Regions from separate parts of the Homo sapiens genome. Here region 1 is linked to region 2. The links are chromatin contacts, found by Hi-C or POLR2A ChIA-PET in ENCODE. All regions are on one chromosome and are shown on one strand. The core of a region is the stretch at or near the end of the contact, and the rest is flanking DNA. Distances in the headings are between cores, read along the strand shown.

What was found. Hi-C counts contacts between places; a loop is a spot of excess contacts on that map. ChIA-PET counts read pairs that join two places held with the same protein, here RNA polymerase II (POLR2A). Pooled maps may share reads with other maps.
Region 1: a map of prostate gland shows a loop between it and region 2 (5-fold over the local background). The contact joins two enhancer-like sites. A Hi-C loop is called at or near these places in 13 of 168 maps with a recorded cell type or tissue (Calu3, aorta, ascending aorta and 9 more), 2 of 37 single-sample maps with no recorded cell type and 13 of 50 pooled maps. POLR2A ChIA-PET finds 5 or more read pairs at or near these places in 5 of 52 experiments (A549, BJ, HEK293 and 2 more).

Annotation. Positions count from the first base shown.
Region 1 is chr14:68,190,277-68,193,864 of GRCh38, forward strand. The region is part of intron 7 of RAD51B (RAD51 paralog B); the gene reads left to right. Among named protein-coding and RNA genes, the nearest start is that of RAD51B, 370 kb to the left of the region's middle. RefSeq lists an enhancer at 1,616-1,910. Within about 2 kb of position 1,438, at least 7 of the 41 ENCODE cell types and tissues checked have a DNase peak (open chromatin) inside an H3K27ac peak, as active enhancers do.
Region 2 is chr14:68,145,425-68,149,209 of GRCh38, forward strand. The region is part of intron 7 of RAD51B (RAD51 paralog B); the gene reads left to right. All of the region lies in intron 2 of LOC105370546 (a long non-coding RNA gene), which reads right to left. Among named protein-coding and RNA genes, the nearest start is that of RAD51B, 330 kb to the left of the region's middle. Within about 2 kb of position 1,612, at least 9 of the 41 ENCODE cell types and tissues checked have a DNase peak (open chromatin) inside an H3K27ac peak, as active enhancers do.

The DNA of each region.
Region 1 (3,588 bases), core at 188-2,687, 45 kb after region 2:
AAAGGCTGGTCCAGGTACTTTTTTTGTGCTAGAAAATCAAGGCTGAAATATCTTTACTTTGTATTGATTCAGATTTTAAATTGTTCTTTGAAAAGTATATATGGAAACAGATTTTTAAAAATGTATAAATAGATAAACATGTATAAGCAGAGTTTTAAATGTATAGAAAAACAGATTTAAAAAACATGTCCACCAAATGGACATCTTTTCCTACTATATTCAGTAACCTAAATGACCCTATCCCTTCTCAGCTTATCTTAATTTTAGTATACAGTTGCCCTTCTTCCATTAATTAATCAATAAGCTCATTCATTCACATAATCAGTCATTGTTGATGCCTGTTATATCCAAGGCACTCTATATTCTATATGCTTTATATTCTATGTACTCTATATTCTGGAGACATCAAGATGAAAAGTTCAGATTAAAATTTTCCTGACTCCATTTTTAAAAAGTTAGTTTTTACTTTTATGGTTAATTGTCTTAATTTAACAAGTGTCCATTTAGGATGTAATCTGTGCTCAGTACTGTTGTACATCATGATCTATATTCTCTCTAGAAGCTAGCATTTTATCCCATTGATTTAAATAATGTCTAATGAATTTTAAGTTCTTCATGTGGTTAGTGTTTTACATTTTATGAGTAATAATGAAATGGAAGATTCAAGCAAACTCCATTTTCCTGAGAAATATGCATCTCTTTATTTCCCAATGTTAATTATCTAAATGCTGTTAGTTAATGCTATATTACTACAAGCTTTTTTTTAAAAAAAGAGACAATATCCTTTCTTAAAAGAATGTTATAAATATAAAAAAGTACTTGTGTTAAATAAATGTTATTGTTCATTTTTAGAGAAATCGAGTGTTTTCTTGGCAGAGATGGGAGAAGAAATGTAATTGCTTAAATAATTAAGTATTCATGCTTGGAAACCCAACTTCTGTTGCAGGGTTAACATATGAACTGGTGATTAACTGACAAAAATTAAGCATATGTGTTTGGATCATGGTTTCTGTGGAGGCCATAGATTTGCTTTATGGAAACTTGAGCTTCTGTATAACAGAGTTTGAAACCATTACATGATCAGGTCATTTAGTAGGACAACCCAATAAAAGGTAACTTGAGGCCCCATGATAAGAAAGTGTCTAAGAACTAAGTGATATGGTTACTTACCAATTAAAATGAGAAAAGTCATACTCTTTTAGTTTTCATCTGTTATGGTCATGGGGAAAATATTTCTTTGAATTCGGTCCTGAACCCATCTGAGACTTGGGGAACATTAGCAGCTTCTCAGTGCATACTTTCTAGGGAAGGAGATAATGGAAGACCCTTTCTTCCTGTCTTCTGTGGTCTCTCTTGGGAGCCCAGGTCTTACTCAGAATAGGTTCTCATACTTAGAGGAAACTCAGATTGCTTTGGTCTTAGCCTGTAAATCAAAGGGTGAAGACTTTTTCTGTTTTCCTTAAGAGAGTTCTGCCCTCAGTAGAGGGCAGAGAAAGAATATGTGTCATTAATCACTTGAGAATTGTTTACAACTATAATCTAGAGAGCACTTACTTGCCCATGGCAGGCAGTAAAGTTACCTTGGTTGTGTAAGAATAACCTGAGTGGTTTACTCAGACTGTTCACAAATGTTTGGACATCATTCAAGGGCTGTCCAAGTCTGACTAGTTAGCTTTATGATATACTCAGATACACTCAGATTCACCTTTATACCATCCAATCACATTTAAAGGAGGGTGTTTCCTGAAATTGCAACATTACTGACTTCCCAGCCATGTGACATAGCTTTTCAGACTCTAAGTTAAATTTTAACCCAGACATCTCTCTTCAATTCAGGTCACCTACAGGCCAGACAAAGCCAAGGTCATGTATTGAGTGAATATAAGGAGTTTTGTTGGTTCTAATAACTGTAATGTTATTCACTGGTTGAAATACTATACCATGGTTAATCATAAGTTGCAGCTGTTGTGTCCTTTTATTTATGAGCCCTTAATCAAGAGGACACAGCAAGAGCCACTGTTTGAAAGGAGCCTTTCATGAGGTCTTCTCTTTGGGTGCTCCTTCTTGTTTCATTGTGAAAAGAAGAGAAGTTTATATTGCCTTGCAAAAGTTATTAAATAGTATATGTTGGCTTCTCTGAAAACAGATTTTTCTATTCCAAATTTGAAAGATCAAATTATAATCTTTATATTTCAGCTGATGATAATAGAAACACTAAGCCTGTGCTCTCCAAACAATGTCTTTTAATTGGTGCCAAGTTTGATTGAATCTCAATATCAGCCATCAGAAGTTATATGTTGGCTCTCTGAAAACAGACTTTCCTATCCAGAATTCAGGTTTTCTATTTGTGACAATATGTCTCTGCTGATGTTAAGGTAAACAGACCAGAGCTCTTTGTGCAGCCCTTTTTACTGGTCCTGAACCTGATGAATGAGATTTTAAATGTAAGTCAATCTCTCTCTCCTTTTTTAACTTTTTGGTTTTAAATCCTCCCTTATTTTATGAGAATTCATCTTATGAGTTACCCTTGTTAAAATATTGGCATATCCAGGAGTTTGAATAGGGTCATTTTCTGAATGGATTTTGGAATAATTACGTAAATTGATTTTTCTGATCAAGGAATTTAGTGATAGGTTATATTTTCAAATGTGTTGATTGTCAGCTTCATCCTAAATTGCAATGTAACACAAAAGCTGGTACACAGCTCTTTTCTTTGAGACACTCAAAATGTTTCCAAACTTTAAATTCATACTTTTTACTGATAACATTTTTGTGGATCTCATTCAGGTAAACTTTTCTTCTTCACTTGTTGATCCCGCGTGACCCCTCCAGCCACACAGGTTTCATGTGCTTCCCTGAATACAGCATGCACTTAGCACCCTTTATAGCCTGGATAGTGTTGTTACCCCAGACTAGAATTCTTTCCTCATCTCCATTACAATACTTGACATCCTTCAAGACAACACTCAAATGCTACTTATATCATTAAATTTCCTCCCTGATTTCTACTTGGACTTAAATGTTGCTCTTTGTACCACTTTATTTGACCTGTTGCTGAAGCACTTAGTTCACTGTACCTTGTATTTTAATTGATTTTGTACATGTTTTTTCCCTCAACAAGAAGCAAACTTATTGAGGTCTGGGACCATATCTTCAAGCAGCCTCCAGATAATTGGCTTGGCACAAAATTGCATGCATCTCTTGTTTTCTCATAACTGGATGGAAACAATGATATTTAGATTTATCAGAACTGCTACAGAGGGCTAAAGGGATGCAAAAACACTTGGTAAAATTCAAAATTCTCTTTAAAGTAGTCAGTATTGTTCTCAAAACAATTACATCAAACTTTTAGTGACTGAAGTGTTGTAATAATTTGTGATTTTCAAAGATACTCAAAATTTAAGGTGAACAGTGAGCCAGAACACAAGATGATATACCTAATCTCATTCACCAGTCTGTTTTGACCAAGTCAAGTTGAGGCAAGAATGCTGGGAACAAGCTTTTCTGATTGAATGTGTTAATTTAGCCCGCCTTCAAACTTCTTAACCAATGGCTTCCACTCTACCACCTTTCAACGCTTTTTTTTCT
Region 2 (3,785 bases), core at 362-2,861:
TATATGGCAAAAGTAACAAGAATACTTTATGGTTATTGTGGGTATTAAATTATATAACCTACATTAAAGTACCTGTTACACATATTATGTTTAATAAGTTATTATAAAAATCTGCTGTTCACAGAAAAATGTGATATGTGTAAATAATAACTTAAAATAGGTATTTCATTATTGGGTATTCTGAGCCTCTCTTGTTCAGTAGTATTTTCTTGAAGTCAGTATTAATATGTGAATTGAGTGAATTGTCTGGAAATGAATTACTGAAAGTTATTTATATCTTGATTGTGATTCATACATTTCCCTTTTCTTTATGGCTTTCCTCTGTACTTAGCTGCAGTGCATCTGCATCCTATCCAAGAACTTTTGTACAAGTTGAACTCACCCAAAGAAGACATTTGGAGAGTACTTGGGTTTGGCCCCTGCTTTTCATCTGGCTAAACACTATTAGATAAATCTAGAATATATAGTCTATGTAGAATATTATGTTTACATTTTTAGAAACTTTGGATTTTTAGTGTTTTTCTGAAACTTACTGAACTATGTGATGAACAGCTTCAGTGTGAAATTATACGTACTTGGTCTGAGTATAGGTAGAAGTTATGTTCAATATAAAGGGGCCCAGGACTGTTGTTAAAAGGAATAAGGACTACATTATTTAACTAGTAGTGTGGGGAGGTGGAATGAGTTAGGAAACAAAAGCTAAGATGGATTTAGCAAAGGCCAGAGCAAGAAAAGAAAGTTTAGGCTGGGCGTGGTGGCACATGCCTATAATCCTAGCGCTTTGGGAGGCCTTGGTGGGCGGAATGCCTGAGCTCAGGAGTTTGAGACCAGCTTGGGCAACGTGGTGAAACCCCATCTCTACTAAAAATACAAAAAATTAGTGGATATGATGACGTGCACCTGTAGTCCCAGCTACTCAGGAGGCTGAGGCAGGAGAATTGCTCGAACCAAGATGGCGCCACTGCACTCCAGCCTGGGCAACAGACTGAGACTCTGTTTCCCCCCCACGGCCCCCTCCCCCACAAAAAAGTTTAGAATCGTCGCAGGAGGTGACTCAGGGGAATTTCATTTAAGGGCCTCTCAAATTGCTTGGGTGTTGTTGGCTTACTGGAATGCCTTGAGTTTGAATTAGAGGGAAGGACCTTAAGGAACTAGACAGAATTTTGCTTCTCTATTAGAGGACCCTGGCTTAGGTTTTAAACGGAAGTTAAGTGCAATTAGAAAGAGGCACTATGTACCTAACACGTAGTGGATCCTTCATATGAAACCATTAATTGTCAGGGGACTTTGAGGCTCATATAATTTGGCCCATAATTATGGCTACATAAGTAAAAGCTGTGAACACTCTTAGGGTTTTTTTTAAATTGTTTTTTCAGTAAAGGTGAAAGTATAGCAGTGTTGGGAGGGGGTGTTCCTTGTGCCTATTTGTACACAATGTCTTAGATTAGATTAAGAGCCTTAGGCCAATGATTGCTTAAAGATAAAAAGCAGGCATGATTCTGGAGGGATATTGGATAATCAAATATGACCAGGAAATAGAAGGTCCTATTTTGCTGTATTTTGGGTTCATCCAGATGGGATCAGACCAGAGGAATTTGGCAAGCATTGAGACTCGCCACTTAGAACCACACTGAAATAGTTGTGGTGGCAAAAGAATTTCTCCGGGAGTCTTATTCCACTTGAGGCATAACAGCCAGAGATTCCTGGCCTTTGAGGGGAGAGTGCCAAAGTTGATGTATTTTAAAAACATCAACTGAGATCTATAAACCTACGAGAAATAGTTGAATTGGATGACACTGGGACTATGTGTTTCTGTACTTTTCTTACAGAAGACATACTATGAATACATGTGTCCTGGAATCTACTTTTAAAAATTAGTTCTATGCTCATATCCTCACATTGAGATTTAATGTATTTCAGTTTAATAAATGAGAACATATAAAATAATTTACCTGTAAGGACCTGTCTATGGGAACTTCTATATTCTGCTTGAAATTCTGACACATTAACCTGGCCATTTCCAAAAACTTTCTGGCAAGAGCTCTTCATGGACCTAATAATTGCTTTACTGTTTAATCATTCCCTGAGCCTTTTTATACTCTAGTAAACTGCATCTGTCACTAGATTTCATCACCATCTGTATTATTTATCCCTTGTAATCTGATATCTATCTCTATAATGCCCAATTGTATCCCCTTCAAGTGCCCACTTCATTGGCTTATATACATTAGGTTTTCAATAAATATTTTTATATAATGGTAAATGAAGAAGTTGTTCTTTATATTTTAAACAACTCTTACGGAAGGAGATTACAACACAGCTGGAAGGAATTATTGTGAGAGTGAAACATGGAACCAAAAAAGATAAAGCAAGGGAAATTAAAAAAAAAAAAAGAGCTTTATTGAGTTATAACTGACATCCAATAAACAGCACATATTTAGTCCAATTTGATGTTTTAACATATTTACATACCCATTAGATCATCACCACACTCAAGATAATTAACATGTCTTTTATCCTTAAATGTTTCTACATGACCTTTGCAATCCATGTCTCTTACCCTTCCTTACCTTACCCTCATAAGCAAAACACTGATCTGTTTTTGTCACAATAGATTATATTACATTTTCTAGAGTTCCTTATTAATGGATCATACAGTATAAACTCATTTTGGTCTTGCTTTTTTACTCCAATTTATTTTGAGATTCATCCATGTTGTTGCATGTATCAGTACTTCATTACTTTTTCCTGCAAAGTAGTTTTCCACTGTATGTATATACTACATTTGCTTATCCATTCATCTGTTGATGGATATTTTGGGTTCTTTCTAGTTTATGGCTATTACAAATAAATCTACTATGAACATTTGACTACAAATTTTTGAAAAGAGGTATGCTTTCTTTTTTATTGGGCAAATACCTAGGAGTGGAATCACTAGATTATAGGATTGCTGTATGTTCAGCTTTGTAAGAAACTGCCAAACTGTCTGTACCATTTTGCTTTCTCACCAGCAATGAATGAGAGTTCCTGTTGCTTCACATCCTTGCCAGCATTTGGCGATGTCATTGCTTTGGATTTTAGTCATTCTGATACAGATGTTCCCCAACTTACAATGGTTTGACTTACACTTTTTTGATTTTTCAATGGTGTGAAAGCAATATGCATGCAGTAGAAACTATACTTTAAATTTTGAATGTTGATCTTTTCCTGGGCTAGTGATATGTGTTACGATACTCTCTCGTGATACTGTGCAGTAACAGTAAGCCCCAAGTCCCAGTCAGCCATGTGGTCAAAGGGTAAACAATCAGTACTGTGCAGTGTACTCTTCAATAAATTGTATGAGTTATTTGGCACTTTATTATAACATAGGCTTTGCATTAGATGATTTTGTCCAACTGTAGGCTAATGGAAGTGTTCTGAGCATGTTTAAGATAGGCTAAGCCAAGTAAGATATGATGTTCTGTAGGTTAGGTATATTACATTTATTTTTGACTTATGAGTTTTCAATTTACAAAGAACTTATTGAGTCATAACCCCACTGTAAGTTGAGGAGGATCTGCAGGTGTGTAGTGGTATCTGTGTTACTTCTTTGAAGAAGTGTCTGTTCAGATCTTTTACTCATTTTTAAAATCAGATTGTTTGTTTTCTTATTGCTGTTTTAAGAGTCCTGTGGATGCAAGTCCTTTATCAGATAGGTGTTTTGTAAAAATTTTCTCCCAATATTTGGTTTGTCTATTCATTATCTTAACAGTGTCTTTGTCAGAGCAGAAGCTTTTAATTTTAAT